3 separate regions of the Homo sapiens genome follow, and all the other regions are linked to region 1. A link is an interaction called in ENCODE POLR2A ChIA-PET data of the cell type or tissue named here. Cell type or tissue: OCI-LY7. All regions are shown on one strand. Links, peaks and the distances in the headings refer to the core of each region. The heading gives the core; the rest is flanking DNA.

Evidence for each region. Peaks named below come from ENCODE experiments on the same cell type or tissue, not always from the same donor. Only the 100,000 strongest peaks of a DNase experiment are listed, where the experiment ranks them.
Region 2: POLR2A ChIA-PET joins it to region 1 with 5 read pairs; 7 of 35 experiments call an interaction of 5 or more read pairs at or near these places.
Region 3: POLR2A ChIA-PET joins it to region 1 with 5 read pairs; 2 of 35 experiments call an interaction of 5 or more read pairs at or near these places.

What each region holds. Positions count from the first base shown.
Region 1 is chr11:121,379,845-121,387,342 of GRCh38, forward strand. No RefSeq gene overlaps it. Among named protein-coding and RNA genes, the nearest start is that of SORL1, 69 kb to the right of the region's middle. In OCI-LY7, for the core only: a CTCF peak has its summit at 6,016 (motif pointing right); a DNase peak (open chromatin) is centred at 6,027; H3K4me3 peaks cover 530 bases; H3K27ac peaks cover 2,662 bases.
Region 2 is chr11:121,431,878-121,439,375 of GRCh38, forward strand. SORL1-AS1 (SORL1 antisense RNA 1) reads right to left here. Exons shown (of 3, transcript NR_183636.1): 3 at 6,281-7,498. Among named protein-coding and RNA genes, the nearest start is that of SORL1, 17 kb to the right of the region's middle. In OCI-LY7, for the core only: no CTCF peak of the experiment used is centred there; a DNase peak (open chromatin) is centred at 3,444; H3K4me3 peaks cover 1,157 bases; H3K27ac peaks cover 5,000 bases.
Region 3 is chr11:121,532,784-121,540,281 of GRCh38, forward strand. All of the region lies in intron 12 of SORL1 (sortilin related receptor 1), which reads left to right. Among named protein-coding and RNA genes, the nearest start is that of SORL1-AS1, 84 kb to the left of the region's middle. In OCI-LY7, for the core only: CTCF peaks have their summits at 1,551, 1,759 and 3,566; DNase peaks (open chromatin) are centred at 1,538, 1,908, 3,578 and 5,398; H3K4me3 peaks cover 2,901 bases; H3K27ac peaks cover 4,847 bases.

The DNA.
Region 1 (7,498 bases), core at 1,171-6,170:
ACTCACCAGCAATGGATCTAAGACAAAATCTCTGAATTGCCGGAAAAAGAATTCAGAAGGTCAATTATGAAGCTAATCAAGGAGGCACCAGAGAAAGGTGAAGTCCAACTTAAATAAATCGAAAACATGATACAGGCTATGAAAGGAAAAGTCTTCAGTGAAATAGACAGCATAAATAAAAAATAATCCCAACTTCCGGAAATCCAGGACACACTTAGAGAAATGCAAAATGCACTGCAAAGTCTCAGCAATAGAATCAAACAAGCAGAAGAAAGAACTTCAGAGTTCAAAGACAAAGCTTTCAAGTTAACCCAATCCATCAAAGACAAAGAAGAAAATTTTTAAAAAATGAACAAAGCCTCCAAGAAGTTTGGGACTATGTTAAATGTACAAACCTAAGAATGATTGGTGTTACAGAGGAAGAACAGAAATCTAAAAGTTTGGAAAACATATTTGAGGGAATAATTTAGGAAAACTTCTCTGCCCTTGCTAAAGATCTAGACATCCAAATAAAAGAAGCTCAAAGAGCACCTGGGAAACTCGTTGCAAAAAGATTATTGTCTAGGCACATAGTCAGCAGGTTATCTAAAGTCAAGACAAAGAAAAGAATCTTAAGAGCTGTGAGGCAAAGGCATCAGGTAACCTATAAAGGAAAACCCATCAGATTAACAGCAGATTTCTTAGCAGAAATCCTACAAGCTAGAAGGGATTTGGGTCCTATTTTTAGCCTCCTTAAACAGAACAATTATCAGCCAAGAATTTTGTATCCAGTGAAACTAAGCTTCATAAATGAAGGAAAGATAAAGTATTTTCCAGATAAACAAATGCTGAGAGAATTTGCCACTACCAAGCCAGCATTACAAGAACTGCTAAACGGAGCACTTAATCTGGAAACAAATCCTTGGAACATACCAAAATAGAACCTAATTAATGCATAAATCTCACAGGACCTATATAACAATAACATAATTTTTAAAAATCCAAGGTATTCAGGCAACAAATAGCACAATGAATAGTATTACATCTCAATACTAACATTGAATGTAAACGGCCTAAATGCTCCCTTAAAAGATACAAAATGACAGAATGGATAAGAATTCACCAACCAAGTTTCTGCTGTCTTCAGGAGACTGACCTAACATGTAAGGACTCACATAAATTTAGGGTAAAGAGGTGGAAAAAGATATTCCATGCAAATGGACACCAAAAGTGAGCAGGAGTAGCCATTCTTATATCAGACAAAACAAACTTGAAAGCAATAGCAGTTAAAAAAGACAAAGAGGGACATTATATAATGATAAAAGGACTAGTCCAACAGGAAAATATCACAATTCTAAATATATGTGCATCTAACACTGGAACTCCCAAATGTATAAGATAATTATTGCTAGACCTAAGAAATGAGACAGACGGCAACACAATAATAGTGCAGGACTTTAATATTCCACTGACAGCACTAGACAGGTCATCAAGACAGAAAGTCAACAAAGAAACAGTGGACTAAATTATACCCTACAACAAATGGGTAGGTATTTACAGAACATTCTACCCAAAAAACTGCAGAATACACATTCTTTTTTTTTTTTTTTTTTTTTTTTTTGAGATGGAGTCTCACTCCGTCACCCAGGCTGGAGTGCAGTGGTTCAATCTTGTCTCACTGCAACCTCTGCCTCCTGGGTTCAAGAAATTCTCCTGTCTCAGCCTCCCGAGTAGCTGGGACTACAGGTGCCTGCCACCACGCCAAGCTAATGTCTATATTTTTAGTAGAGATGGGGTTTCACCTTGTTGGTCAGGCTGGTCTCGAACTCCTGACTTCAGGTGATCCAACTGCCTCAGACTCCAAAGTGCTGGGATTACAGGTGTGAGCCACCACGCCTGGCCCAGAATATACATTCTATTCATCAGCACATGGAACATTCTCCATGATAGACCATATAATAGACCACAAAACAAGTCTCAGTAAATTTAAGAAAATTGCAATTATATCAAGTACTCTCTCAGACCATAGTAGAATAAAATTGGAAATCAACTCCAACAGGAATCCTCAAAACCATGCAAATACATGGAAATTAAATAACTTGCTCCTGAATGATAGTTGGGTCAACAATGAAATCAAGATGGCTGAGTAGTATTCCATACACACACATACACATCATATATATGATATATGGTTAAACCCCATGCAACAGGAAGCCACTGTTTCCCACAGTCCCTGTAGTCTGGGGCCAAGTGAACCAAGGTTCCCAAGCAGAGGCCTGAGCAGACTCACAAGCTCTTGTCTTATTGAGTTGGGAACGAATGGGAACAGGATTTTAGGAGATGTGGAAGAGCCGGAGAAATGAGAAAAGACAAAGGTAGCCTGGAGGGAAGAGAGATCCCTCACATAGGGAGAGAGAAGGATGTAGTACCTGCTCTAGGGAAGGGAGCTTTGAAGGGCTGGGGAGGGAGTAAGAGGTGGAGGAGGGGACAGAGAGAGATTTTGCTCTGTGCCCAGGCTGGAGTGCAGTGGCATGACCATGGCTCGCTGCAGCCTTGACCTCTTGGGCTCAGGCAATATATTGTAGAGATGAGATCTCACTGTGTTGCTGGTCTTAAACTCCTGGCCTCAAGCAATTGTCCCGCCTTGGCCTCCCAACGTGCTGGGATTACAGGCATGAGCCACTGCACCTGTTTATTTTTTAAATTTTTTATTTCAATAGGTTTTTGGGGAACAGGTGGTGTTTGGTTACATGAATAAATTCTTTCTGAGATTTTGGCGCACCTTCACCCAAGCAGTGTACACTGTACACCACGTGTAGTCTTTTATCCCTCATCACCCCCCGACCCTTTCCCCTGAGCCCTCAAAGTCCAATGTATCATTCTTATGCCTTTGTGTCCTCATAGGTTAGCTCCCATATATGAGTGAGAACATACGATGTTTGGTTTTCCATTCCTGAGTTACTTCACTTTGAATAAGTCCCCAATTCCTCCACAGAAGTGGCATGCTTTCAAAGCACAAAGAATTACTGCAAGTCGTTGTGGGCAGATAGTTTAGTGTTGATTCAGGACACTAGAAAATACTTGACATTAGCATGCCCCGCATCATAGGAGAGGCTATATTTTTATATCTAGATATCACTTACTTTCAGGGTGAGAATTGACCTATTGTCATTAATTTGCCATACATTTATTGACAACCAACTATATGCAGAGCACTATTAGGACTTTGAGAAACTGCTTTTAACTTTTAAAAGGAGATTTATTTGCACAGCTACATCCCAAAATAGCAAAGTGTTATCACCTGCTTCTCTAGAATCCCAGTTGGAGCTTGGAAATTAAACCTTCAGTGCATTTACATAGAAGTAGGAAAATTTCTCTTCCCTCTATGAAGGGGCAGGTTAGGTCTAGGAGAAGGTGGCTACCCCTGATGATCCACCTCCAGGGCCAACATCTCCATTTACAGTCTGGACGCAGGCCTACCTGAGCCTCAGCTCACTTTGATCAAGTGAGGAGAACTAGTTTCTCCCAGAGAAAGCAGAGATCCTAAAATTGATTCTGAGCTTTAAGACCAGGCAATTCCCCCTGAATCTGCATACCTCCTTTCTCCCACTACTACCCAATGGCCTAAGTCTGCACAAATTCCTTGAGAAAGCAGCTGCTCTTCCTTGGGCAGGGCCACCCCATAGGAGCACCATGGCCCAGCCTTAGACCTAGTACCCATCTTCACACCAGTTTTCTAGCCAGTTGAACCAATCCCAGTGTCTAATTTAACCTCCTCCCTACCATTCATTGCTCCCCAAAAGGGCTTGCGTCTGTTATTATAAGGCCAGAGAAGGAGATTTAGGCTGGTCCTTCAGTCAGCACTGTCCTACCACATCCTTCACACATCACTGTTTCAGAGTCTCATCCAGGGCTCCAGTCAGAAACCTGACTAACAAGAAGCTGGGAGGAGACACAGCCTCACATTTGAACCTTTTGAAGCCAGAGAGAATGCTAAGTCCTTTCCATGCTTGAGCATCAGGCTGGTAGAGCTCAGAACATTTGGTGTCTTCCATATATAGAGCCTGTAAGGTCTGAGCTTCCTGGTTTCTAAATGCAGTCATGTTTATCTGCACTGTTGCCTTGGTAGAGTTCCCAGTCCTGACGATGCTTCCGAGTCACCTAGCGAGCTTATTTTAGATTCCAGAGAGGCTGATTCCATGAGTCTGATAAGTTGGGGCTCTACAAAAGATCTGGGGTGATTTTGAGGCAGCAGGTACACGAGCTAGCATTTGGAAACAATTGGTGTACACTGTGGTGCTGGATAAATGAAGATACCAGTGGCCTCCTAGCATCTTAGGTGGTGACTGTGTCATTTAGGCCAGCGTTCACCATTTTATTTTGGTACCAGGGACCCGGTTTTGCGGAAGACAATTTTTCCACGGATATGGGGTGGGGGAGGCGGGAGGGGATGATTTTGAGATTAAACCGTTCCGTCTTAGATCAGCAGGCATTAGAATCTCATAAGGAGTGCACAAGATCCCGCATGCTCAGTTCACAATAGGGTTTGCACTCCTATGAGAATCTGACAGGAGGCGGAGCTCGGGCTGTAATGCTTGCTGGCCCACAGCGCAACTCCTGCTGTGTGGCCCGGTTCCCAACAGGCCACGGATGGGTACTGGTCAGTGGCCGGGGGTTGAGGACCCCTGATTTAGGCTATTCTGAGTTTTTCTAGGATCCCTAAGAATCCAGTTATCATGGCCGCATCACAGTTTTTTCAGGATGCCCGTTCTGCACAGCTCCATTTCACTCCCTGGAACAGAAAGCACCACAGCAGCAACGCACAGCTGGCTGACATGGCAGAGCCCTAAGTGTGAAGAGACACCTGACAAACTGCATTTCCCCTGAACAGTTCTCAACAGCCCTTTGAAAATGCAACATAGCTTATTTTATATAATATAAAATCAGCCTCTAAATCATGGGCTCAAGCGATCCTTCAGCTTCAGCCTCCTGAATAGCTAGGACTACAGGTGCACACCACCATGCCCAGCTAACTCAAAAAAAAGTTGTGGAGATGAGATCTCGCTGTGTTGCTGGTTTTGAACTCCTGGCCTCAAGCAATCCTCCCGCCTTGGCCTCCCAATGTACTGGGATTACAGGCATGAGCCACTGCACCTGGCCAGCTGATTATATTTTTAATCATATCATTCTGCTTCCTTCCCATCTCTCCACTATCCCATATGGCTTCCTCTAGAAGTCTTTTAGAACATAAAGTTCCAAAAATGCAGGGCACATGCCAAAACCAAGGTCTTCATGGAATTTTCTGTTTGTTTTTCATATCACAAGATGACAAACTAAGACAAAGACTCCAATCAGGAGACAATAGAGCAGTCATTGTCATCAATCCACTTATAAGGCCAAATTTTGGAATTCATCACTGTGTTACAAGCCCTCTCCTCTCTAGATTTAATTATACTATAGCAAAAGAATGGAAACAAATTAAATAGCTATCAATAGGGTACTGATGAAATGAGTTATGATACATCTATACAATGGAAAAGTATGCAGACCTACAAAAGAATGAGAAAGTATTTATGCCTTGATTTGGAAAGATCTTTATGGATAAGATGTTAATTGAAAAAATAAAAGCAAAACAGAATCAAAGAGAGAACATATGTATGTATTTGTTTATATCTAATTATATGTGCATTTCTGAAATACCCATAAAAATAACATTATTTGCCTCTGAGGAGAACTAAGTGACTAGGGCAGAGGATATGAAGGAAGATTCACATGCAATCATTTAAACTTTAGTTAATGTATTACGTATTCAAAATATTAAATTAAAAATACACGTACACATGAACAACTCAAGTGTCTACATTGATTTTGGGAACAGAGGTAATATGAATGGAGCTAACTTAAAAGTATTTAAATTTAGTTTTAGTTTGGTTTTACTTTTTTTTCCAACAGATTTGCCTCTCTAATCATGTTTTGCTCACCCTAATTTTAGACCAAGTCTGAATTAAATGAACACACACCAGCTGGACAGTAGGAGGAAGCAGCTAAGAAGACAGTCTAGAAAAGAACATTTGCTTTGGGTGACTGATGTGCAAATAATGAACAGTGGCCCGGGTTTGCAGCCCAGCAGCCTCCTGAAGTTGACAGCATTAAAGTTAAGACCCATTGCAACAGTGCCCTGGCATTTGCACAGAGTCTAAATCAATGTAAAACTATGGCAGTTGATTGCAAAAATGGCCCTGATTATTCCCATCCTTGTAACCTTGTTGTTACAATTCAGCTCGTAGCTCTTCTTATCAGGAGGTAGAGTCTACTTCGCTGCCTCTTGACTTGGGCTGGCCTTTTGGATTGCTGGGCCAATGCAATGAAGCAAAAGTAATGGTGTAAGATGTGCCTGTCCAAGCCTAGGCATTAAAGGGTCATGGAAACTTTACTCCCTTTCTTGAAATCTGCCTTGGCCATGAGTCAAAACCTGGACTAGTCTGTTGGGATGAGAGACTACATGGACCCAGGCTGGGGTCCTGGACATGTGAGAGAGCCCAGCTAAGATTTGCAAAGCTACCCTGAAGCTGACCTGCAAACTGAGCACAAAGACACAAGGGAGTCTATCTGGGATCAGAACTGCCCAGCTGACCTATACATTCATGAGTTAAATAAAAGCTTATTGTTTGAAGCCACTGGATTTCATGACCATTTTTTATGTAGCATTACTGTGGCAGTAGATGACAGGTACGGAACTCTATGGCTGTCTTAGCTTCTTTCCTTCCCACCTCTAGTACTATACTGTTGCCTTCTCACTGTCTGTAATATGTTTCTCTGACATACTGACTATGTTGAATTAAAGGGACATTAAAAACAGCAGGTTCGGCTGGGCGCAGTGGCTCATGCCCGTAATCCCAGCACTTTGGGAGGCCGAGGCGGGTGATCATGAGGTTAAGAGATTGAGACCATCCTGGCCAACATGGTGAGACCCACGTCTCTACTAAAAATACAAAAATTAGGCGGGCATGGTGGCGTGTGCCTGTAGTCCTAGCTACTGGGGAGGCTGAGGCAGGAGAATCACTTCAACCCAGGAGGCGGAGGTTGCAGTGAGCTGAGATCGCGCCACTGCACTCCAGCCTGGCCACAGAGCGAGACTCCATCTTAAAAAACAAAACAAAAACAAAAACCAGCAGGTGCGAGAAGATCACTCTGACTTTGCTTCTGTTTCTTAAAAGAAGGAGAGGAAATTCCCATGTGAAAGATGTCCTCCCGATACCAGAAGGAAAGTATCATTCTCATCATCAAGGACAAAAAGTTGAGGTGGAAGGGAATCTATATAAACAAATCTTGTTAGACTAAACCTAGATGCCTAGCTACTTCTCCACCCAACAACTACTCTAGCCCAATCTCCTCTGCCTTGTCGCATTTTCATAATTTACTACTCTTTGTCCTGGTCAGCATGTAAATGTTCAACTCTGTGTCTTTGGCTCTTTGTTTCCTTATGAAGGCTCCTGTGCCATGGAAAACTTTATTAAAT
Region 2 (7,498 bases), core at 1,053-6,052, 52 kb after region 1:
AAATTTCAGTCTCCCTAAGTTTTTTCTTGTATATGGTAAGTTTCACATTCTCAAGCTCCATGGGGTATCAGTGGCTTGACTCATGTACTCAGTACTGCTGCTCTGCAGCCAGAAGGGGAGAGTTCTGGTGTTAGGGTCCATTGGCTCCCACAGGAAAGGAGGCAGTTTAAGCTTAAGTCCTGAGGATAAGGGAAGGAAGTATAAGGAGAGCAGCATGTCACTCCGGGCCATGGGTGCCTTACTCTCTGTAACCAAACACAGGTCATGAATTCAAGGACTAATTGTCATAAAAACATTTATCTGGTCTAAATAAGAAATTCATATTCCTCTGTTATCATAAATTTGACACTTTGAGAGCACTAATCTTGACTCATTTCGTGAAGAAAGCATTTTTCCTTTCTGAGTTGTCTCTCTAGTGGATATTCATCTCTAAATTGCCAGATAATAAACAGCTCCGGACCTAGACACTTCTTCCTAACCACTTGTTTCCCTGCCTTATGTTGCTGGTGTAGGGTAAAGGTGAGAGGATGGATTAGTAAGCAAAGTTTCAGTTGCTGTATCACTATATTAAAAATATATCTAAGATCTCATTTGGGAGTGTGAGGATTGAAACAGTCAAGAAAACTTGCTCGAGATAGCTTTTGACAGCAAGCTGACCAATGCTTAAAAATCAGGGCTGGATGCGGTGGTTCACACCTGTAATCCCAACACTTTGGGAGGCTGAGGCAGGAGGATTGCTTGAGGCCAGGAGTTTGAGGCCAGCCTTGGCAACATAGTGAGACCCCATCTCCACAAAAAATTTAAAAATTCAGTGAATGTAGGGGCAGGTGCCTGTAGTTCCAGCTACTCTGGAGGCAGAGGCAGGAGGCTCACTTTAGCCCAGGAGTTGGAGGCTACAGTGAGCTATGATCATCACACTGTACTCCAGTCTGGGCAGCAAAGCAAGACCCCATCTCTTAAAGAAAAAATCAGAACTTAAAACAACCTTACATGTGCTTAGGAAGGTTTTTGACTCCAAGAAAAAATTCAGGAAGAATTTAGAAGGGTCTATTTCTATTTAAGAAATCCAAAGGTAGTTTGAAAAGTGACTGAGAATAATTAAAAGATAGGGGGAAAGGAATAAAATTATTTCTAGGTATTCACACTTAACTATTATCTGTATATTAGTTAACATTCATATAGCTGGTAACTATGTGCCAGGTACTGTTCTAAGTACTTTAAAAACATTAACCTATATAGGCCGGGCGCAGTGGCTCTCACCTGTGAGCCCAGCACTTTGGGAGGCCGAGGCGGGTGGATCACCTGAGGTCAGGAGTTTGAGACCAGCCTGGCCAACATGGTGAAACTCCATCTCTACTAAAAATACAAAAAAAAATTAGCCGGCGTGGTGGCGAGAGTCTATAATCCCAGCTACTCAGGAAGCTGAGGCAGGAGAATCGCTTGAAACCAGGAGGCAGAGGTTGCAGTGAGCTAAAATCACACCATTGCACTCCAGCCTGGGCAACAAGAGCAAAACTCCATTTAAATATATATATAAACCCATATAATCCACATGACAACTCTCTGAGATAATTTAAAGTATATCATTATTTTAACTTACTAATAGCAGTGGTATCAAGAGAATGGGAAGACAAGCCACATACTGGAAGCAAATTTTTATAAATGACATATCTGATAAAGAACTGCCATATAAAAATAAAAAGAACATTTAAAATGCAACAATAAGAAAATGAACAACCCAAATACAAAATGGACAAAAGATCTGAGCAGATGCCTCACCAAAGAAGATATACAGTGCACAAATAAGAATGTGAAAAGATGCTCAATATCATGTCATTACAGAATTGCAAATTAAAATTAATAGCAACAACAATAGCTAGTATTTTTCAAATGCCCACAGTACTCATACTTTATGAATCTCATTTAATCTTCACAACACCTGTTAAGAAGTGGGCACTCAATTATCATGATGATTTTATGGATGAGAAACCCAAGACTGGAGAGGTGAAGTAACTTTCCAAAGGCCACGGTTAATGGATGTGAATCCCTATCTGTCTCATCTTAAAGCCTGTGCACTGAATTACTGTACTATAGCCTATTAATATTTAGTCACTTTTAATAATTTACTGTTTTTATACAGTTTTAGTTTTACGTTCTTACACAATTGAGTGAAAAAGTAAGCTTATCTAACACCTATACATATTTAACAAGGTTATTACCCAGGCACTACCGTTCATCTGCAGGGAGCTTGTTCAAATTGGCAGCATAGTACATAGGTCAAATTTAAGAGCTTTGGAAAGTTCTCTTTGTGGCCAGGTGTGGTGGCTCACATGTGTAATCCCAGTCCTTTGGGAGGCTGAGGCGAGCAGATCACTTGACCTCAGGAGTTTGAGACCAGCCTGGCCAACATGATAAAATCCCGTCTCTACTAAGAATACAAAAATCAGCCAGCATGGTGGTGTGTGCCTGTAGTCCCAGCTACTTGAGAGGCTGAGGTGGGAGAATTGCTTGAACCAAGGAGGTGGAAGTTGCAGTGAGCTAAGATTGCACCACTGCACTCCAGCCTGGACGACAGAGTGAGACTCCGACTCAAAAAAAAAAAAATAATAAAAAAACAAAACAAACAAACAAACAAACAAAAACTATTTGCAATAATCTAAACTAATAAAGTTATGGGATAAAATCACAGTCTTGGGGGGCAGTTATTCTGATCTTCGTTTCCATACTGTCAGTTTGACAGATGTTGACTGAATAGCAGAAGTGTTCTGAGATGGCATATGCAATTGGATATTTTAACATGAATTTTAAAAAGCTATGATTTATAAAGTGTGCAAAACTTACATGAGATAATGCAGTATTCTGGGCTAAGAGTGGGGGAAACTCTTACCAACCCGAGCCTGAAGGGACCAGAGGAAGGGGCAGTTACTGACACCCAGAGAGAACAGCTGGATGGAAGAAAACGGCCCCACAGCGGCAGGCCTTCAGTAAAGGGACATAGCTAACCCATAACTACCTGGAAGGCAGGAAAGTAGGGGAATAACTACCCTGCCCTCCTTTCTTGGCCACACTATGATCTCCTCGCAGTGCCTCCAATTGGCCAAAGCCAACTGGAAGCCAAGTGCCAGTCTCCTGAAGCACAGGGCAGGGCAAGAAAGGATGAAGACTGGCTTAAAGGAAAATGGACAATATCCAGGAAACTGATAATGGCCCAAATCAGGGCATGTGCTTTGGTAAAATGGAATTTCTGAGCATGGCAAATTAAAATCCAGCTCCTGGATCTGGGGAGTCTTCACTAAGTGTGGTTACGTAAGTAGTTGGGCAGCCTGACTATTATAATCCTCTCTCAATCTCTCTCTCCATCAATTACATTTAAAGAGGCCTCTGACTCAAATGCACCAGCCCACAGCTTTGGTTCCCTTTGTGTTCTTCCTTACCCAGCTGGCACAACTGCTGAAGTGCGGAGTGCAGAAGAACCCTCTGAGCTGTTGTTGTAGCAAACGGCTTCCTCCTGTTGGAAATTTCACAAACCCACCTGCTCAATAGACATCCTTCCTGAGGTAGGCTTGGAAAGGTTACAAACATAAGCAAAGGACAGAAAACCGGGTTCCCATTTCTGGGCTTGTGCAAAGTACATGTGATTGTTGCATAGACAAAAAGAAGGGATGCTAGAGGGCAGAAAGCTGTTCACATGTTGGCCCAGTTCACAGTTTCCTGTCTTTACCTTTCCTTCAAAAGTTCTTGGGGCTGGTGTTAGGCACAAATGGCCTGTCCCTTTTTCCTGTACTTGCAGGTGATCTCATACGGCTCACCTTGACCATGATGCCCCACTGCAGTGCCTTGCTCAGCTCTGCTCTCTGATAACGCCCTGTGCACTGGCTCTTTCCCTTTGCTCTGTCCCTTTCCCTTTGCTCTGTCTACTTGTCCTGAGTCTCATTTCTCTTATCTGGTTGAAAGAAATGCAAAGAGATAAAAAGAAAAAACATGTCACTTTACTATTACATGTCAATTTTCAATTTACTTGGTTGCTAACAGAGTGATGTAGTTCTCACTGTGTGTTCTGCAGAACCCTAGGGATTGGCAGAGTTAAGCAAGCAGGGCTTTAGAAACCCTGGGCCCCCCACAGCCTCAGTACCATACATCTGCTTTTGTCTGTTTCATACATTGAGGTTCCATGTCAGGTTTTAATTGTAATAAATCTAGTTCTGCTGCTTGAAATTTTCAAGTGGTTGTAAACCACTGGCTAGATCTCCAAGGGTACTTCTCTTTTGTCAGGGGATTAGGGATATCACGATCACAAATCAACTGAGGAACAATGAAGTGATTAAGGGCACAGGCTCTGGAGCTCAACTGCCTGTGTTCATATCTGAGCTCTGCCCTCTACCAGCATTAAGACAAGAGCTTGAGGACCTCCCACACCCCAGCTCAGTGATCTGTGATGTCTTGGGCTACAACTCAGGATTGAGGAGAGGCTCTTGAGCAAGAGCCATATTCTGGGTTCTCACAACACTGCTTTTGAAATAAAGGTTGTCCAGTAAGCCAGTCACATGCACACAAGAAGAAGAGGAGAGGGAGGAGAAATGAGTTCCTCATAGGTGCTAAATATATTAGACATGGTTTTAGTTGATTTAGTCAAAATGACCACGGGGAGAAGACTGTTACACAACTTCAGCCTAACAGTGCTAAGGTTTCCTGCTCCTGTTTCCCATGTCTATAAGATTTGTTCCTTGCATTTTCCTTGGCTAAACCACAGCTTCATATTCCACTATGCTCTATGGTCTGCTGTGATTATGCCTTAATGAGGACAAACCCATTTCCTGATCTCTTTAATGAATATTTGCTTCTTGACCCCCCATGTCCCCTCATTAATCTCCCCTCATATGGCTCCAGACTGCACTGCTAGAGGAACCTGACAACTCTCAGACAAACAGAAGATGCACTAGAATATTTAAAGTTCTTACGGCAGTGGTTTCTGCAGCCTCCTGCTTTCACTGAAATTATAAGTATAAACGGAGCCTTATCTCACCTATGAATGATAAAACAAAAGTAGGGAGGACTCAGATGAAACACAAAGAAGAATGTTCTTGCTGCAGATATTAGAGGCACTGAGACAGGTTACTGAGGAATGCTGCAGACCTCTCTTCCCAGTAATCCTAAAAATAATGGGAAAGGAGTTAGCCAGTTTGGGGTGGCTGAGGTACCTGGAACCAAGAAACAGGGCTAAATGATTTTGGCAATTCCTTTCTGGGACTTACTAGAGCCTAGTGAGCAAGAATATGGACTTTGCAGTCAAATAGACCTGGAAATGAGACCCAGTTCTAGTACTTACTAGCTGTGAAACCTTGGGCACACTACTTAGCCTCTGTACAGAGAGTCACAGTGAGGATTAAATAAGATGAATGGACAAAGTGTTTAGCATAGGATCTGACTCCATGAGAGTGATCAGTAAATATTAGCTTCAGCACTTAGCCTAGGGTTTTATTCACCCATTTTCTTTCAACCCACCATGTTCCATGTCATCTGCACAGACCCATTCTTATGCAACCACTGAGTTGAATTCTTTCTCATCTAGCTCCAAAATGGCAAGTCTCCAAGTCTGAACAAGTTTGGCAATCTCAACTGGTTCTCTTATTAATCAGCTGGGATTGAAACTTCTGACTTAATTCTAAGTAATATAGTTTTCACAGAAATGACCCAGGTCATATTCTGTCATTCAGTCTACCTCATGCAGAACCTGATGAAGATGCTACTGCTGATGGCTTGGTTGTTTCTCTTCATTCTTCAAGCCCAGATTCCCCTGTTCAAAGAGCCAGACTCTTTGAGCGGGAAGGGACCTTGGCATCATTTAGCCTGGGATAATTGCTATACTACAGGTAATCTAGACTCAAAAATAGACTAAAACTGTGGGCCACAGGGCTTATAGGGGAGTCTTACTGGTGCAGTTGACTTCTGTGTAGTTTCAAGGAAGGGCAGAAGTTGATGGGAAGTGGGAGTAGGGAGGATGTTTAACAAAGGAAATGTGCAAACACCACATGTTCTAAGATACAGGAACATAGAGTGGCTAAAGGTTTGCGTTTCAGGAGGCAAGTAGTTAGAGGTAATGGTAAATAGGGGAAGAATTTCAGAAAAGAAAAATAAACAGATTCAAGAAAGTTTTCGGTAACATAAGTTTCCATATCTACGTGGAGTTCTCCAAAATAGAAGATGAACGCAGGTTTTGCCTATTCCGAAATACATGATTAGTTCAGCATTACATATCAAGTATCACACCGAAGTCTTAAAATCTGAGGGCTTGTTTTTTATTACTTAATCAGAACTCCCAATTTGAACCGTCCACAATATCTCTGATAAGCATTAGTCTAGCTTAAATACTTCCAGTGCCAAAGCATAATACTGGAAGAAGCAACTCATTTCATCCCTTTATTTTAATTTATTTTTATTCAAAGCATAATTACATATGGTAAAATGCACAGACCTTAAGTGTATAATTTGATTAAACTTAATTGTTTAATCAAAATGTGAAAATTGCCATCACCCAAAAAATTTTCCCATGCTCCTTTCCTGTGGCCCACCCTCCCTCTACATTCTCACAGGCAATGACTATTCTGATTTCTATTTCCATAGATGAGTTTTTCCTGTTGCTAGACTTCACATAAGTGGAGTCGTTCATTGTGTGTACTCTTTTGTGTCTGGTGCTTCTCATTTAACATAATATTGTTGAGATTCATCTACGTTGTTGTATGCATTAATAGTTTGCTCCTTTTTATTGTGGGGCAATATCTCACAGTATGAAAAATCTCAATTTATCTCTTTAGTCTATTGATAGACATTGGCATTGTTTCCAAAGTTTGGCTTTTAGAAATAAAGCCATGGCCAGGTGCGGTGGCTCATGCCTGTAATCCCAGCACTTTGGGAGGCCGAGGCAGGCGGATCACAAGGTCAGGAGTTCGAGAGCAGCCTGGCCAATATGGCGAAACCCCATCTCTACTAAAAATACAAAAATTAGCCAGGTGTGGTGGCACGTGCCTGTAGTCCCAGCTACCTGGGAGGCTGAGGCACAAGAATTGCTTGAACCCGGGAGGCAGAGGTTGCAGTGAGCTGAGACGGCTCCACTGCACTCCAGCCTGGGCGGCAGAGCGAGACTCTGTTTCAACAACAACAACAAAAGAAATAAAGCTACAATGAATATTCTTATCCAACTTTTTTTGTAGACATATAGTTTCATTTCTTTTGGAATTTTTAGATCACATGATAGGTGAATATTTATGAGAAAATGCCAGTTTTCCAAATGGCTCTACCATTTTATACTTTTGCTGGCCATGCATAAAACATCCTGCTGCTTCACAGCCTCTCTAACATTTGGTACTGTTAAAATTTTTAAATTTTAACCATTCTGGCGGGTGTGTAGTGGTATCCCATTGCATTTTCAATCTGCACTTCCCTGACGACCAACAACGCTGAGCATCTTTTTTATGTTCTCATTGGCCATGCATGCATTCTC
Region 3 (7,498 bases), core at 1,053-6,052, 150 kb after region 1:
GAAGCGATTCTCCTGCCTCAGCCTCCTGAGTCTGGGATTACAGGCACCTGCCACCACGTCCGGCTAATTTTTGTAATTTTAGTAGAGACACGGTTTTACCATGTTGATCAGGCTAGTCTCGAACCCCTGACCTCAGGTGATCCACCTGCTTCGGCCTCCCAAAATGCTTGGATTACAGGTGTGAGCCACTGTGCCCACCCCGATTTAAACTCTTTATCTCCCAAATGGGAATATAAGAACCTGTCCTTTCTATCACAAAGGGAGATTGTGAGCAAGAGGGCAATTAATAATAATGGCCAAATAATTAAGTGGAGGCTCTTTAATTTGTCCTTCTTTGCTTTGTGTCTTTATTACATAGAAAGACTAATAATAAATAGCAATAATAATAATAATAATACATCAGTAACAATTACAGAATGCATACAACTTGATAGCCATTGACTTTTGGTGCGTTAGGTTGGTGGGGGGTCTCATGGAGCTGGAAGGGGTGTTTAGGGTTAACTGCATCATTTCACAGATGAGAAAACAGGCTCAGCAAGGCAAAGTAACTTGCCCAGGGTCATTCCCTTTGTTAGTGACAGAGACAGGATTAGCACTTGGGTTTTTCGATTGCGTCCTACATTCTTTGCAATATATTGTTCTGAAAAGCAAAACTGTCAAGAGTTTGTAACCTCTACACCCTTATGTTCTGATTTTATCAGAACCAGTCCTCTGATTACCTTTGGCTCGTTTCTGAATGGTTCATGTTAGGTCAAGTTCATGCTGGACCACACTTCTCCCTGTTTTTGAGCTGAACCCATTAGATGGATTGGTGAAGGATCTGGAGAGGGCTTCTGTAACTCTCTTGTTTATTGCAAGGACAAAGCTTTCTTTTTCTTTGCTCCTTTTAGAAACGGGGCCAGCAGTAAGTGAGAGGTGGGTGGTTTGGAAAAAGAGATCTTAGCAGCTGTTTTTTTTTCCCTGTGGTTAATTTGACATGTGCTGAGCAGCCTGGCCTCAGAGAAGGAGAGAGAAGCAAAGTACTGGTGTTTGGCATTCCACCTGGCTGTTCTCTGTTCTGTGTAGCACTGGTTAGCTATTTCTTTAGAGGTGATACTCCGAAGAGGTCCTGTTTGTGTGCAACACTCTGTATTCATATTCAGATTGGTGTTTGCTCAGACAACGACCATCACAGAGCACAGTACTTCCCACATTTGTGCTATCATTTATATACCCATTAATTTAATTTTCATTTCACATGTTCACCAAGCACCGATTGTGCCAGATGCTGTGTATCTGTAGATGAATAGGATGCCTGCCACCCTGTAGTTGAAAGGTGGGCGACGAAACAATTGTAGTGTTTGGTATACTGCTATGTGTGTAATACGCACGTAGGGGACATAGTTTGGCTTCCTAGGAATACATTTCATTCTTTGTATGGCTTTCAGATTTCAGAGTCAGTTCTCGATTTGCCTTGTTTAACTTCTCTGAAAATTAAATTTGCATTCCAAACTGGCTCCTCTGAAGGAGTTAGTGTGATTCTAGTCCTCTTACACCATCTGTCGGTGCATATGTGCTCAGGGAACGCAGCGTCATTCTGCACGAGCTGGAGCAAAACATGATCAGGAAAATAAACTTGCTGCCAGAAAATCATAAAGCCTTCCCCAGACATTTTGAAATGACTTGGGGGTTGTAGACTTTGGGGGATTATGGTCACTGTAGCATTCCTCTATTTGTATAGGTTTCATTTGGAGGTGTCTGTTTGAATAGTTCAAATAAAGCATTTGAAAATACGAAAATACATACAAGCCTCCTATTGACAGGTGCATGTGTCCCACATAACAACCTGAGCTTGGCCTAAATCTGTGTAGCCACCTGGCATTTACTCAGTGTGTTGTTCACAGAGGTATTTTGCTTCTTCCCCTGCTGCTCTGAAAAGCAAGAAATAATATTCAAGTTAGTTGATATTCTCAGACTACAATGGTGATTTACTGTGACACCCATGCACAAGGACAGGTGGCTTCTGACAAGACTGGATATCTGTTGCTGGGCTAGGGCCTCAGGCCCCTTCTAAGTTTGGCCTCCCCAGTCACAGAGATCTCTTTTCCTTTATGACTCGTAGCATGTATAGGCTGTCCCATTCATTTGGCATTGATCATATTCTGACTCCTTATGTTAGTTACCTTTACATGATGCGCCTGAATTCTGCAACTCGTTAGTAAGGTCTTTGTAGGTAAATATTTCTGCTCGATGTAGGTTACCAGGCACTTAGCAAATATTTGATTGAAATAGGTCATGCATACTTAATCATCCAAGATTGCTTATGGTTTTTTTTTTTTTAACTGATTTATAAAACTAGAGGAGACCGAGCTAGTGTGCCAATTGCACAGCTCCAAGGGGACCACTGCCACTGTGCTCCATGTCAATGACAACCCCTAGAGCACAGATGTGAGTGGAGGCTCCCTGGATGTGTGCAACCCGGTAGTACCCAAGAGACACCAGAGATGACCTAATCTACTTTCCTTAGTTTTCACATGAGGGAATAAGAGATTAGTCAGGAGTTAATGCCCACACTGGAACTTGAGCATATTTCTGTTAGGAATCATTTCAGGTCCATTACACAGACAACTGTCGAACATCTACAATGAAGCGGATGCTGTGCTGGATACCAAGGATGCAAAGGCAAGTGGGGCACTGATCGGGAGCTGCCTGTGCCCACTGTGGCTCTGTGATGTTTCTGAGCCAGATGCAGAGAGAGAGGCTGGGAGGAGGGGGTTGTTTGAAAGAGGGCTTTCTGCTCTGATTTTACTCATCTTTAGGGAGGGAAGCCAAGTAAAGTAGCATTAGTAACTCAAATAGGTTGTAGTGGGGACAGCAATTGAAGCATTGCTCAAAGTAAACATTAGGGTTTTTTTTTTTTTTGGTCGATGTTCTTTTAAGTTATGCATGTCTTTCTCTCCCTGATTAGCACAGATATCTAGGAGTTGACTGTTATTTGTTTCAGCTTCTGCCTTGAGTCTCCTCTGAGACTGTTACCTTTGTTATTGTTAATTGAAATTGAGAGCAAGAAGTGGAACACTTTGTTTTGCTCTTGTGTCTACATGTCTGAAATGGGTAAATAAGAACCTGCACTGGGGATCCACTTATTCGTTCATTCAGCCCGCTGCTCCTGTGAACCTGCTCACGGGAGGCATAGGAGCAGTGGCTTTTTCGTCAGAGAAGGGGCTGTTGCATTTTTGCACCCTGACCGAAGAAGATTCAAACACGTTTGTCAGCTTGATCACGGAAGAGAAGATCAATTTCTGTTTCTTCGCTGCGGTTTGCTTGTCAGCATGATGATATTTTTCGTAGTCAGTAATAATATTTTGAACTTGCCCCAAAGCATCTTTTTTTTCTAAGACATCCAATTTCATAGGGGCTTCTCTCTGGAAATCCTGAAAAGCCCCTGAAAAGACTCCACGCAGCAGAGCAGCTGTCTTTTCTGGACCTGGGCTCTGGAAGCAGCCCCACAGTTCCAGAATGTGGGAGGCAGTGGTTAATGTCTTCACTTGCTTGCAGCGCCTCTCAATGGTACAGTTGTCGGGAGAGCCACCCCTACTTTATCCTAACCCCTGTGGTTTTTCTGCCCCTTGAGGTATAGAGAAGCAGGTGTTCTTATCACTGTGTTTTTTTTTTTTTTTTTTTCTGGAGTTCAGTGGTGCGATCTCGGCTCACTGCAACCTCCTCTTCCCAGACTCAAGCGGTCCTCCCATCTCAGCCTCCCAGTAGCTGGGACCACGGGCAGGAGCCACCATGCCTGGCTAATTTTTATATCTTTTTTTTTTTTTGGTAGAGACAGGTTTCGCCATGTTGCCCAGGTTGTTCTCATTTGAACTCCTGAGTTCAAAGTGATCCACCTGCCTTCCTAAGTGTTGGGATTACAGGTGTCAGCCACCAAGCTTGGTCTTTATCACCTTTTAACTGTTAAGAAACCGAGAAACGGAGTTGCAGTGCAGTTTCTTTAACTTCCTTCAACAAGCGTTTATGAATAATGCCCTTTCTGTGTGCTAGGAAAGATTCGAGGTGCCAGGGGCAGAAAAGTAAGAGGTCTTATTCCTGATGAACGGCAATCCAGTAGAAAACACTCGCAAAATCAAGTCACTGAAATACAGTGAGGTATAAGATTATGGAGAGCGCTGGGTGCGGTGGGAGCCAGAATGAGGGCCAGGTGATGCTATCTGGGGGACAAAGGAGGACTTCTGAGAGAGGAAACCCCAGCTGAACCTAAAAGGATACAAAGCAAGGTCGGAATGCTTTTCCAGGTCTAGAGAGACCTTGAGCAAGGGCCAAAGCATGATCAGTGGGGAATGTGCACGGCTCTTGAGTATTAATAGAATGCAAATTTCCAGGTGGGAAGTAGTGAGAAACGAGGCTGGAGGAAGGTATCTATGTAGAGGCCAGGTCCTGGGGGACCTCACCTGTGCCTTACTAAAGAGATTAAAGTTTGCTTTGAGGTGATAGGGTCCCTTTGAAGGATTTTAGTAGGGGAATGACATGGCTAGACTTGCATTATAGAATGATGGATCTGGCAGAATGGAGAGGATGGATTCAGTGGAGAGAGACTGGAGGTGAGAGCTGATGCTGGGGTGTGTTTGAGGACTAAGTCTGCAGGGCATGGTTTCTGATTCACCTGGGATGATGGGAGAAGTGATTATACCGCTCATAGAAAGGCAGAGGTAAAGGAGTAGGCTTGCAGGGCTGTATATTAAATGCAGACATGGACAGGTTGAATTGAAGCCTCTGTTGTGGGTCCAAGGGGCGATGTCCAGCAGGAATCTGGACATATTACAATATCTGGTGCAGCCTTCCGCCACCCTTTGCAAGAATTTTCTCCGTGCCATCTGTGATAGACAATCTTTTGTTCTATACTTGAACATTTCTATTAATGGGGAATTTGCCATATCAAAAGGTGCTTCCATTTTACTTTGGGACAGTTTGCTGTTCATTTGTTCACTAATTCATTTGTGAATTAAAGTTCTCTGGTAAGGGAGAGCCCAGATTCTCCTCCCTCCAGCTTCTATTCGTGGACTTTGTTCTGCTCCCTGGAGATGCACAGTAGATACTTCCTTTTGCATGAAAGCCTTTCAAGTATTTAAGGACCCTGTCATGTTCTCCTGAGTGTCTGCCATTTCATGATGAATATCCTCGGTTCCTTTCCTCATATTCTATAGATCCTCAATCTCTATCTTCTAGGTTCTCCCTTAGGTCTGCCTCACGATGTCAGTGCCTTAAAATGTGGTACCTGGATCTGGCCCCAATAGCCTGAAACATGCAGAAGATGTTGAGATTTTGTCTTCATGATTCTGAACACTCTGTATCTATTAATAAAAACCTCTGACAGTGTTTCCATTTTTAACAGCCATCTCAAACTGGTGGCTCCTATTTTTTTTTTTTTGAGAGGAGGTATCATTTGCATACCACAGGATGCTCAGATATTGACTACACCATTTAATCAGTTCTGAAGGGTGCATGTCAAGATGTAGAGTATTTCCATCAGTCCAGAAAATACTCACGTGCCCCTTTCCAGTCAGTGCTCTCCACCCCCAAACCCCTGCCCCAATTACAGGCAACCACTGGTATGTTTATCACTGTAGCTGCCTATTCCAGAATTTCATGTTTGTATGTTTTGTATTTGGCTTCTTTTACTCAGCATAATGATTTTGAGATTTATCAATCTTTTAACTGGTATCAGTAGGCTGAGTTCACTTTAACTAAAATACCTGAGATCCTTCTTTCTTATGGATCTTATTATACAATCAATCAATCAACAGGACGGATGTTCCCCGTCCTGTATTTGAGCAAACAGGTTTTTGAAACTACATGTGGAGCTTTATTTTTATTTTTGCTTATTTTTTTTTGGTTTGAATTGTATTTTTGGCATTTATTTATTTTTTTGAGACAGAGTCTCACTCTGTCGCTTAGGCTGGAGCACAGTGGTGCCATCTTGGCTCACTGCAACCTCCGCCTCCCAGGTTCAAGCGATTCTCCTGCCTCAGCCTCCCGAGTAGCTGGGATTACAGGCATGCACCACCACGCCCAGCTAATTTTTATATTTTTAGTAGAGGCGGGGTTTCACCTTGTTGGTCAGGCTGGTCTCGATTTCTTGACCTTGTGACCCGCCCGCCTCAGCCTCCCAAAGTGCTGGGATTACAGGCGTGAGCCTCTGTGCCTGGCCCCGGCATTTATTATATTATTTATACAATTAGCCTTTTACCCTTTGCAAATTTGGCAGATTCGCCTTCCAGATCCCTATCCAGATCATTGACAGATGTGTTGAGCTCTGTGAGAACTAGAAGTCTTATCTTGGGTTGAGATCAAACCATACGTCAGCACTCTTGGGATGTGCTTATTTTACCATCAGTGAATTTTATCTGACTGCGTGGTCCACAAAGATCTTCATGAAAAAAAGAATGTTCTGTGTCATTGTCCTGTTTTTCAAATCAAGAATTACCACGAGGAAAGGAAATGGAGTTAGTCTGTTGTGACTTGTGTGTGAAACCATTTGGGTTCTTAGCCTTGACCTCCTTTTCGTCTGAGTGCTCTCAAATAAACTGTTTCATAATCCATTCTTGAAACCACCTTTTCTTCATTAAGGAAATAAAAGTATTTTCCCTATTCTAGTTTTTGAGATCTTTGTTCTTCATAATTCTCCTAGAGATTATTGAAAAGGATGCTATAATCATCCTATCTTTAAGTCTTTCAGTTCCTTAGAATTTATTTTGTACTGATTTTCCTTTAACTTAAATGGTTTTTCTTGTCCAATTTGAAGATTATTTTCCTTGATAAAGATAAAAGCAAAATAGAATTTTTTTTCTATTTTTTTTAGACCCAGCTTTACTACTATGTTGTTATTCAAAGATTTTTTTCTTTTTTTTTACTAACGAAGTCTTTATTTCTTTTGTTTTCAGCTTTCCAATCAGCCAGAAAACATAAAGTATTTTCAATTCAAAGTTCTAGTAAAGATAGGAAGAACTGGGTGATGGTTTTCATAAATGAATGAATGAATGAACGAATGGATGAATGTGTATCAAGTGCTCTGTTTTTTTAAATTGATACATATGATTATGTCTGCTATTATTTATTCTATTGGCCATCAGAGCAATGATCCTATTCCTTTCTAATTCTTTATAGAACTTGCCAGATAACCAATCCACTGACCCACCAGTCTGCCAATTATTTTGGTAATTTGAAACATAAACCTTGATTCATTTTGAACTTATCTTGCTACTATTCCAACAGACTACTGGCTATGAGAATTACAGCTGGAATTAGCTAGCAGTAACTGAATTTGTTGCTCTTGGTTATATGACCTTTTTTCCCATCTTGAATATGTTCTTTAGAAACCTGAACTCATCAGGAACTTTTCTGGGTAGCTGCCTGCTAGAGTCCTAAGTTGGGTATCTACCACACTTCTTCCTTTTAGAGTATCTGTGGTTATATTATGTTTTATTATTATATTATCTGACCTTCCCATCTTCTT